2 separate regions of the Homo sapiens genome follow, and region 1 is linked to region 2. A link is a contact called in ENCODE Hi-C or POLR2A ChIA-PET data. All regions are on one chromosome and are shown on one strand. Each heading gives the region's core, a stretch centred on a gene start or an enhancer-like site at or near the end of the contact. The rest is flanking DNA. Distances are from core to core; before and after follow the strand shown. Region 1 holds the start of DNAH7 (dynein axonemal heavy chain 7). Region 2 has its middle 14 kb from the start of LINC01827.

Region 1 (5,730 bases), core at 2,110-4,609, 510 kb before region 2:
TGCCATGTTCACCAATGACTTCCTTGGCACTCTATCCAATGGATACTTTTAAATCCTTAGATTACATATTGTCAGAAGCTTTTGATACTGTTCTCTATATTCTTTTTCCTGAAATATTGTTTTTCTTTGTTTCTATGATTCTATATTCTGAGTTCCCTGTTATATCTAGCTACTTTTTCTCGATTTTCTTTGCAGGATCCCCCTCTATCCAATTCATAAAGATTGGTAGTGTTTAGGTTTTAGTTTTTTCTTTACTAGGTTCCTTTCCGTTCTGTCCCTACATACTCCTTGAACCATTTCATGTATGCTCATGGATTCAGATGTCATTTATATGTAAGCCTCAGATCCATGTCCTTAGCCCAGGAATTATCTTCTGAGCTCTGACCAATATGTGCAGTGTCTACCAGCCACATACACACTTCCATGTCCTATAGATATCTCACACTCAATCTGCCCAATGCTGGACTTATCACTTTCTCTGTAAAGCCTGTTTATTCTCCTCCTTTTTCTTACTCAGTGAACGATACCACCATCCATTCAGGTATCCAAAGCAGTAAAATGATCCTCAACCTTTTACCTTTAAACATCCACATCTTAAGTCATCTCCCACATATCTCTTGAATGTGTCCACTCCATTCCTACTGTCATTGGCTCAGTTCCAGCCATCCTCATCCCTCACTGTACTCTTGTAATAGTCTTCTAACAGGTTTCTCTGTTACTGCCAGTCCCACCTACCTACTATCCCTCTACCATGCTGAAATTAGGGTGATTTCTGTAAAATGGGAATATGATCTTGTCATTTTTCCTTCTTTATTTTTTGGTTTCAGTTTTCCTCCTCTTACTTTAAGGATATTTAAAACAAATTTCTAAAATTATGGTAAAACATATATAACATAAAATTTATCATTCTAACCATTGTCAAGTGTACGATTCAGTGGCATGAAGTCCATTCACATTGTGGTGCAACCATCACCATCGTTCGTCTTCAAATTTTTTTTCATCTTGCATAATTGAAACTCTGTACCCATTAAACATTAATTCCTCATTCCCTTTCTTGGCCCTCCCTCTCCCAGTCCCTGGCAACCACCATTCTAATTTCTTTCTATATACATTTGGTTACTCTATGTATTTCAGATGAGTGGAATCATACAGTATTTCTTTCTTTTGTGACTGGCTAATTTCAGTTATAATGTCTTCAAGGTTTATCCATGTTGCAGCAGATGTAGCAATGTATCAGAATTTCCTTCCTTTTTAAAAGGCTGAATGTATATGCTACATTTTGTTTATGCATTTGTCTATCAAGGGACATTTGGGTTGCTTCACCTTTTGACTATTGTGAATAATGCTGCTATAAATATGAGCATATATATACATATATGTATATATATATGTATGTATGTTTGTGTCCCAGCTTTCACTTCTTTAGGTTTGTACCAGAAGTGGAATTGTTGGATCATAATATATTTCTATTTTAATTTTTGGAGGAACTGCCATACTGTTTTCCATACCAGCTGCACCATTTTACATTCCCACCAGTGGTGCACAAGAGTTCCAATTTCTCTACATCCTCATTAACACTTGTTAATATTCTGTACATTAATCCCTCATCAGATTTGCAAATATCTCCTTCCATTCTGTGGACTTTTTTTTTTTTTTTTTTGAGACGGAGTATCACTGTGTCGCCCAGGCTGGAGTGCAGTGGTGTGATGTCGGCTCACTGCAACCTCCGCCTCCTGGGTTCATGCCATTCTCCTGCCTCAGCCTCCCGAGTAGTTGGGACTACAGGTGCCCACCACCACACCCGGCTAATTTTCTGTGTGTGTTTTTAGTAGAGACAGGGTTTCACCATGTTAGGCGGGATGGTCTCGATCTCCTGACCTCGTGATCTGCCTGCCTCGGCCTCCCAAAGTGCTGGGATTACAAGCGTAAGCCAACACACCCGGCCTGTGTGGATTGTCTTTTTACTGATGAGAGTATTCTTTGATGCACAAAGGTTTTTTATTCTGATGCAGCCGAATTGTCTATTTTTTCCTTGTCGTTTTGGTGTCATGTCCAAGAAATCACTGCCAAATCCAATGTCGTGAAGCGATTCTTCTAAGTTTTCTTCTAAGAGTTTTATAGTTTAAGACCTTACAGTTACATCTTTGATCAATTTTGAGATAATTTTGTATATGATGTTTTTAGGTAAAGGTCCAACTGCATTTTTTTCCGCATATGGACATTTAGTTTCCCCAGCATCATTTGTTGAAAATAAATTGTTAAGGTCACTATAGTCTTGTAGTAAGTTCTGAAATCAAGAAGTGTGAGTACTCCAACTTTGTTCTTTAATTTCAAGATTGTTTTGGCTATTTATGACCCCTTGGGGTTCCTTGTTAATTTCAGGATGGAATTCTGCCATTTCTTAGCATAAAACTTTTCAGTGGAGGTCAGTTGCTTTTGACATCCAAACTCCTGCCCTTTTATAGGGTCCTTTAAGATATATCACCTGCTTATCACCTCAGCTTCTTCTCTAGACTGGCTCCAATCCCCTTTATCCAAACCTACTCATCGACCTCTCAGAACCATTTTCACTGCTTCCAATAGCTATGCTCTCTTGTCTCAGGCCTTTGTATGTGACCTGCTTTTTGCCCGGCATTCTTTGCCTGGCATTTCTTCTTCCTTCACATTTCAGCTTCCACATCCCTTCCATGCCCTCCATGAGAAAATTAGTTGGTGCTTTATGTTCTCACTGAGGACTGCCATTCTTAGCACCGTCTCCACTACACGGTAAGTGCTTGGCTTGGACACCCCCCAGCCTGTGGCGAATGGATGTCTTGGTCACATTTGTGCTTAGCACACCACTTTTCATGTAGTAAACCATCTGTGAATGTTGGTTTCAAGAATTGTTGGAAGGTTCCTTTACTGGTATTCTTCCAAAGGATAGTTTTCTGGAGTGTGGGAAGAGTCAACAGCACAGGGGTTGGAAGCACATGAATAATGAAAGGTGTTTACTGGATCCTGCCTCGCATTACTCCACTCGCCCACATTAGCAATGAAATCTGTAATCATTTCATTCCAGTGTTTCTCCGAGACCTCTGAGGGGTTAAGGCAGCAGTCCTGGGCATCCGGCTTATTTAGAAGGAGGGTGCGGAAGTGTGAGGATCTACTTCAGTAATCAGAGGATATTGGAGGAGACCCACCCAGTGTCTTTGGTTATTCAACGCACACCTTAGACCTCACAACACTGGCAGCAGCGCCCCAGAAAGCTCCTCTTGCGGGACCGCGCGCCAGCTTCCGGGTCCAGCCCCAGAAGGAACAGATGACCGGAAATGGAACCTGCGCGGGCCCGTTGCTTAGCAACAAACGCTGCCCGGACGCTAGACGGCTCTGGTGCGGAGGGAGCTGAGACCGCTGCAAGTCCCGGGGCCCTGCCTCTATCGTCCTAGGGGTTCCGCGGGCAGGAGCAACCCAGAAGCACCGGTGAGGCCAGCGCGTCCTCGCAGCCATGAGCAGTGAGCAGGTGAGAGGGCTGCTCTTTGCCAGGCTCGCCGCCGCCGCGACGCTTCCCAGGCGTTTCGGAAGTGGTGGAAGCCCCTCCTGCCTAGCGAACTCCCCAGCTGTGACTCCGCGGTGTACAGCTTCCTTCACCCCACTTGTGGCCTGGGTTACTGAGCGCTTTCCGTGAATGCCCTTATAAGTTCCCTTCCCAGCTGTTTGCCCTTGGTCGTCATAACAACCAAACCTAGCCGCCTAGCGGCGCGCCAGCAGGGGGAGCCACAGCCCAGAGCACCCCCAGAGTGCTAATGGCGGTGTGCTTGGGTGAGAGGCGGCTCTGCGAGGAGTTGCAGCGGGTTTGGGTTCTAAGGTGGGAATCGAAGCCAACTCCTAGCCATGTGACTTTGGACAAATCTCTTAGTCTTTGTAAGCCTTAGTTCTCCCACCTCTTATGCAGAGCGGGGGAAACATCAGAACAACTTTTCTTCTTTTTGAGGTTGTTGTCAATTTCAAATTAGATACCATGCCATACCATAACTATACAATATTATACTATACATGAAAGGCCTTGGTAAGTGACATATGGCACTTCTTAAGATGATATTCCATGGTATGTGATAAAAGATGCACTTTGCAATAGCTGCTTTTCTTTCTCTTTTTTTCTCGTTTTTTTCCTTTCTGTCTTTCTCTCCTTTTTCTTCTAAGAATTCTTTCTTTATTGAACTTAAGAGCAACTAACAGAAAGGCAGAACAATGGTCAGTCGTCTTAATATCAGCACAGAATGGGAAGATATTAAACGTGGTCATTATTCTGGCTAGCTAGAAAATAACTCTAGCTTTCTACGTAGTGATGAATAAGGAAAAGGACTCTATAAACCTCCTGGAAGAAAAACAGTTGTTTTTAAGCCTGCAAATTTCATTTAGCTTTTAAACAATATTAAACGGTAATTATTTCTTTTTTATTGCTTTATAATGCTTTTTTCGGTAGTGTTAGAATTTATTGTGGAAACAGTATTAAAACGGATTTAGTCTCCTATCCATTGAGTTGTACATTACTAACAGAACTATGTGAAGATCCTGATTGGTTAGTTCATCAAATAAGTAATTAATACCTGAAATGCTCAAGAAAATTTGGTTTGAACCTTTTTAAAAAAATAAGTATAATTTAAGAACTAAGAAATGGACACTGATTCATATGCTAAAGTATAATTAGTATTGGTATTAATAATAAAAGAGTAAATGACAAGCAAAAAACAAAAAGTTCAGATACAAGTAACCAAAAACACTGAGCAATTGTTTAATAGATCTTACTAGTTTTTTTCTACATGATATTAATGTAATCAGATTTAAAAAATAACATTTGTTACTGTCACCATTATTATATATTGAGCAGCTTCTTTGCTTGTTGCCCAAGTTAGTCTTCGGCCAGATCTTGAACCATATCCTACGTTGTTAGAGTTTAAAATACACTTTTACCACATTTCCAATGGTATTTCTCAATAGCTGTTTTTCACAATTCCCCTAACTTACCCATCTACAACTAAAAAGTATCCACAAAAAACCCACCAGCCGTTAAGTTCTAAATTTTGCTTCATCTTTATAAAAGTGATGTTGGGAAATGACACCCTAGTCTCTCACTCCCCCTCCAGAAAGGTTGTGATTTATTGAAGAGGCAGCGGGATCTTAAAAGAATGGACATGATTTCCATTTTCCACTTACTATTTTTGAACAGCAGAGGGCCCTCTATCACTGTTTTGGTTGATTTGTAATTTAAAAACTAATCTTGAGAATTTCATTTATGCTAATTTAGAGTGTAGCTTTCCTTTGGAAGGATGAAAGTTTTTATGTTTTAACCTAAAACAAACAGAATGGATTAAACTTCTGGAAATGCCATTTTTTATGTGACATTTACTTGTATATTCATTCAGTTTGAGAAAGTGAGCAGGTGGTAAAATCGTATTTGCTGAAGGAGATTTTAACATATTCATCTCATTAGTGGAAGGTTGAGAGTGACATGGAATTTTTCAGGAATAGCAGTCTGGGCTTTTCTCTTAAATTAGGCATTTAGAAGAAATGTAAATCTTTTGCAATTGCTCATTTCATTTTTAAAATGAGTTAAAACTTTAAAAGGCATTTTTAGTATCAGTTGAAAAACTTTGAGAGGTTTAAAGGCACAAATATCCGAAGACCAGGAAGCTCCCCACAGATATACTACAGATTGTGGGCAGAGAAGAGGAAAAAGCTGTCAGTCTTTTT
Region 2 (5,765 bases), core at 2,518-5,017:
TTTTAATGTTTTAAAAATATATATATATAATGACCAGCATGATTTTCTTCATATTGCTGACAGAGGAGAGCAAAGTAAGTTGACTCTAAACAACAGGGGTTTGAACTGCGCAGGCTTGCTTATACGCGGATTCTTTTCAACCAAATGCTGATGGAAAACAGCATTGGTGGGATAGGAACCCTGTGTGTATGGAGGGCCAGCATTTCACATTCACAGCTTGGGCAGGGTCAACTGCAAGACTTGTGTATGTGCGGATTTGACGTTGTGCGGGGGCGGGGGGGGCGGAGGGGCCGGGGAGGTGTGGGGGGCGGGGGAGGTGTGGGGGCGGGGGATGGGGGGATGGGGAGGGGCGGGGGGCCCTAGGGGGTGGGGAGAGGCGGGGTGGGGAGCGGGTGGGGGGTGGCGGTGGGTGGAGAGGGCGGGGGAAGTGGGGGGAGGGGGGCGGGGGGGTGCGCGGTGTCCTGGGACTCATCCCTGTTACCCGCCTACCCTAAGGCCACGCACACCCAGGGACTGCTAGAATTCAATGAAGCAGGAGTTCTCAACACACGGTCACCCGTGAGCGTGTTACAGCTAATTCTTGGACCACATTCTAGACCTACGGAGTCAGAAATAGTGTGGGGCTCAGCAATCTGTATTTTAACAATCCTTAAAGCTTGAGAAACACTTCTGTTTAGGAATACTTTAAGTGTGGGACTAAGTACCATGAAATATCTTGCCTTGCTTTTGTGTTATCTCTGATCTTATAATGAAAGTATATTTACTCAATATATTTACACACTTCTGAGTGATTATTTTGAAAAGTCAGCTTCCTAGGCTGCTTGCATCAGAATCACATGGAAGATGTGTTAGAATCCAGATTCCCTGATCTCTCTGAAAGCAGGGCCTGGAAATCGGCATGTGAAACACATATCCTAACACATTTTCACATACACAGATGTTCCCGCTCCAGCGCTGTGGAGTTATTGAGACAGGTTCTTATTCTATCTTCTTATATTTTTGTTTTGGCATTTTCTTATTGTCTCTGCTGTTTCTCTGCCATCATCACTGTTATCCTTGGGAAAGAGCAGGCGATGTTGACTGATAGTGGTGGAACTGGGGAAGGTGATAATACAAGTAATACAATTTTTGCGAATTTGTTTTATCTACTTAAAACGGCTCTCTCCAGACCAATTTGCATGAAAAACAGGAAGCTGACTAAATTGAAAGAAAATGCTAAATCTTCAGGTTGCACCTTCATATCAAGAAAAATTCTATTAGGTACACACACAAGTAGGTAAAAACAGCAGGAGGCTAGTGAGGAGGTTGTGCAGTGGCCTCCCACACCTCCCACACATCTGCTTCTGCTTTTGTGCTGTACTCTCGGAGAGCTCCTACTGACCCAAATACCAATCCGGTGGACTCTTAATGTCTTTTTTTTTTTTTTTTTTTTTTTTTTTTTGAGACAGGGTGTCACTCTGTTGCCCAGGCTGGAGTGCAGTGGCCAGATCTCCGCTCACTGCAACCTCCACCTCCTGGGTTTAAGCAGTTCTCGTGCCTCAGCTTCCCGAGTAGCTGGGATTACAGGCACACTCCACCATGCCTGGCTAATTTTTGTACTTTTAGTAGAGTCAGGGCTTCACCATGTTGGCCAGGCTGGTCTTGAACTCCTGACCTCAAGTGATTTGCCTGCCTTGCCTCTCAAAGTTCTGGGATTACAGGCGTGAGCCACCGCACCCAGCAAGATCCAACTTTTGAACCAACACTTCATCTTGAGATTCTTACATTCCTTGCTGGTTTTAATTTCTTTCGTCCTTTAGCACCTTTCCAGCCTTTCTTATAGCCCCCTTCTCTTTGTCCACTGCTTGTATACTGCTTTTCATTGCGCTTTTTTCCTTGGCTGTCTTTCTCACCAATCTTTTTCTGTCTCTGCCTCTCTCTTTTCCCATGTCCCCATTTTCTCTCTTCACAGATTATTGAATATTTACTATGGGTCAGGCACACTTCTAAGTACATTACATAAAATAACTCAGTTAATTTTCACAACCTCATAATTGCAGGAACTGAAACAGAGAAGTTAATTTGCCTAAGATCACATGGCTAGCTAGTAATGGAGCTATGATCCAGACGCTAGCATTTTGGCTCCAGAGCCTATGCTCTTAATCATTACATACCTTCTTTTCTTAGTCTACAAGCCCATTTGACTGAGCTTATCCATTTTTTTTTTTTAGCTTCAACTTCTAACTATAAGCTCATTTGATATCTCTAATTCCAATCATGCCTGTCATCTGAGTTCGTCATCCCTGATGCTCACTGGACAACTTTACTAGTATTTCCCCATAGGGTATTAAACAGTTGATATTCCCACAACTGAACTCACTGTCTTTCTTGCCTTTAGCTTACAGTGTCTCCATTCTCCTTGTCACCAATGCAAGAAAACTGGGAGCCATCCTACAGTTATTTTGTCCAGTGTACTCTACCTCCTGATCATTTTTGTTTCATTTCTGTTCCTTTCTCTTCTTCCCTTCTGCCACCACAACTACACTTTGGGATTATAGTAAATATTTTTCTCATTCTTTTGAGCAAAGGATTAGTTTTTACCTTATGATATTGTGAGTCTTAACTGATGAGGTTCTCTTCTTTGAATTACCTACTCTGATGCATGGAGTCACATGTGAAAGCTACCTATTAAAAAAAAACTATAGAAACCTGGCTGGATATGGTGGCTCACACCTGTAATCCTAGCACTTTGGGAGGCTGAGGTGGGCAGACCACTTGAGCTCAGGAGTTTAAAACCAGCCTGAGCAACATGGCAAAACCCAGTCTCTACAAAAAAAAAAAAAAAAAAAAAAAAAATTAGCTGGGCTTCGTGTCGCACACCTATAGTCTCAGAAACTTACTTGGGAGGCTGAGGTGGCAGGAACGCTTGAGCTCGGGAGGTCAAGGCTGCAGTGAGCTGAGATCTTGCCACTGCACTCCAGCCTGGGCGACTGAGTGAGACCCTGTCTCAAAAACAAGAAAAAAAAAATAGAAACGTATGCAATAATTTTCTGAACAAAGTTCTCTCTTGCTACTATCGTATTCCCTTAGGCTCATTTTAAAAAACTTGCTTTCAATTCTATTTTATATTACTCTACCCACAATAAACTACTTGCAGTTCCCTCAAATTTGCCAATGTGTGTGTGAGTGTGTATGTGTGTGTACATACCTGGACCATTGCCCATGCTGGAATGCCCTTTCTCGCCTCGCCTACTTGACAAATATCTATATTTTCCAAATCTCAATTCAAGATCATTTTATTCTTGAAATTATTAATGATACCTAACTTATGCCACCTCAATATGCCACGTACACTTTTTAATTTTTAACACCTATTGCCCTGATTTGCTTAAATATTTCTGTCCCTTCTGAAGTGTAATTTCTGTGAGATCAGAGACTGTATCTCATCTTTCCATTTTCAGTGGCCTAATAAAGCTGCATCTTTAGAAGTGGCTCATGGAATGATTCTACAAATAATAACTGTCATCCTTATGGAGCAGGTACCAGATGACAATAAACAGGCCAAACTGCAATGACATCTCAGCAAAGCCCACATATACCACTTATATATTTGGGAGATTTTCATAGTTTTGAAATGCTTTTGAATCTTTTTAAAGCCCTGTTTCTCTGCAATAGTAATAATAATAAAAAAAAAACTCTCAAAACAAGTATGCGTTACATGCTGGTTCCAAGAAGGAGGGAAGCTGGGGCAAACCACATCCTGCTTTCAAAGGAACCAACAAAGACCATGAGTAAAGCATGAGCTGAGGCTGATGAAGTGCACCTGTCCTGTGACAGTTCATGAGCAGTCAGCCTCTCATGAAAGTGGCAAGTTCTCTGTATTTTTACATAGCCAAGTCAGGCATTTCTAGGCTCATCTGTGGGACGAGGACACAATAGAGCAGGAAATGGCTTTGATGCTCCCAGTTTTAGTTTCCTAGGGCTGCTGTAACAAGACACCACAAACTGGGTTGCTTAAACATCTGTATTTGTTTCACGGTTGTGGAGGCTGGGAGTCTAAAATCAGCGTTGGTAGGGTTGGTTCCTTTTGGAGGCCCTAAGGGAGAAACTGACCTGGGCCGCTCCCCTAGCTTCTGGTGCTTGCTGACATTTTTGGCATTGCTTGGCTTGCAGCTGCAACCCTCCAATCTCTGTCTCCATCATCAAATGGCCCTGTCTCTGTGTATGTCTAAATTTTCCCCTTGTTTAAACTTTTAATTTTAGGTTTGTGGGGTACATGGGAAGGTTTGTTACATAGGTAAACCAATGTCATGGGAGTTTGTTGTATGCATTATTTTATCATCCAAGTGTTAGGCCAAGTACCCAATAGTTACCTTTTCTGCTTCTTTCCCTCCTGATGCCCTCCCCACTTAAGTAGGTCCCAGTGTCTTTTGTTTCCTTCTTTGTGTTCGTAGTTCTTATCATTTAGCTCCTACTTATAAGTGAGAACATATTGTATTTGGTTTTCTGTTCCTCCATTAGTTTGCTAAGGATAATAGTCTCCAGCTCCATCCATGTTCCCGCAAAAGACATGATCTTGTTCTTTTTTTATAGCTGCATAGTATTCCCTGGTATATAAGTATCACATTCTCTTTATCCAATCTGTCATTGATGGTCATTTGGGTTGATTCTATATCTTTGCTATTGTGAATAGTGCTGCAATAAACATTTGCATGTGTGTGTCTTTATGGTAGAATGATTTATATTCTTCTGGATATATATGGGATTGCTGGGTAGAATGGTAGTTCTGCTTTTAGCTCTTTGAGGAATTGCCATGCTGCTTTTCACAAGGGTTGAACGAATTTACACTCCTACCAGTAGTGTATACTGATTGTCAGAATGTTCATACCTCTTTCCGTAAATATACTCTAATGCAGTATAACCTCATCTTAACTTGATTATATCACCGAGGCTCTTATTTGTTTCCAAATAAGGTCCCATTTGTAGGTTTTAGGGGTTCAGACTTGAGCAAATCTTTTTGGGGATACTGTTCAACCCACAATGCCCCACCACACTTTAAATCTCCTTGGACCACAAGGTCAGCATATAGGCTTTTCCACTGCTTTGTTGGAGGTGGTGGTGAGAGTGGCAAAAGGTGACCATGACCTGAGAATCTTGGGGTTCTGGGTCATGAGTCATCTCCCCATCTACCTGCTTTTAGATGGATGAGGCTAAAAAGCATTATTTATTTACTTTTATTGTTTAAGGTTTCTGAAAATATATTTGAAGTAAACACATATTTTGAATGTAATAATTTAAATTATTCTAAATCATATGTTTGCTATATAAAGCATTAGAATCAAAAGTTTATATCCTTTTTAGTTTTTTTTGTTTCTTTTCTTTTCATTTTTTTTTTTTTTTTTAGAGATGGTTTCTTGCTATATTGCCAAGGCTGGTCTCAAACTCCTGAACTCAAGTGATCCTCCTGCCTTTGTCTCCTAAGTAGCTGAGATTACAGGTGTGAGCCTCCATGCTTGCCTCCTTTTTAGATTTTTAAATTATTTATTTATTTATTTAGTAGAGATGGGATTTCACTATGTTGGCCAGGCTGGTCTCAAACTCCTGACCTCAAGTGATCTGCCCGCCTTGGCCTCCCAAAGTGCTGGAATTACAGTCATGAGCCACTACACCTGGCCTGATTTTTAAAGAATTTAAATGATGTCTCAAATAATTTAACCACTAGAAAATTAAATCAATGTGCCAAAAATCATATTTCAAAAAATAATAAAAATAAAGGAGAAAATGCA

The links. Hi-C counts contacts between places; a loop is a spot of excess contacts on that map. ChIA-PET counts read pairs that join two places held with the same protein, here RNA polymerase II (POLR2A). Pooled maps may share reads with other maps.
Region 1: a loop to region 2 is called in a map of naive thymus-derived CD4-positive, alpha-beta T cell, with 6 times the contacts of the local background. The contact joins the promoter of DNAH7 here to the enhancer-like site in region 2. A Hi-C loop is called at or near these places in 3 of 168 maps with a recorded cell type or tissue (CD4-positive, alpha-beta memory T cell and naive thymus-derived CD4-positive, alpha-beta T cell), 18 of 37 single-sample maps with no recorded cell type and 16 of 50 pooled maps. POLR2A ChIA-PET finds 5 or more read pairs at or near these places in 5 of 52 experiments (A549, B cell, GM12878 and 2 more).

What each region holds. Positions count from the first base shown.
Region 1 is chr2:196,066,466-196,072,195 of GRCh38, reverse strand. It overlaps DNAH7 (dynein axonemal heavy chain 7), which reads left to right and starts at 3,359. Exons shown (of 65, transcript NM_018897.3): 1 at 3,359-3,499. The coding sequence starts at 3,485. RefSeq lists enhancers at 3,448-3,537, 4,018-4,067.
Region 2 is chr2:195,557,798-195,563,562 of GRCh38, reverse strand. No RefSeq gene overlaps it. Among named protein-coding and RNA genes, the nearest start is that of LINC01827, 14 kb to the left of the region's middle. RefSeq lists an enhancer at 3,903-3,952. Within about 2 kb of position 3,767, at least 13 of the 41 ENCODE cell types and tissues checked have a DNase peak (open chromatin) inside an H3K27ac peak, as active enhancers do; they include B cell and GM12878, where a contact is called at or near this core.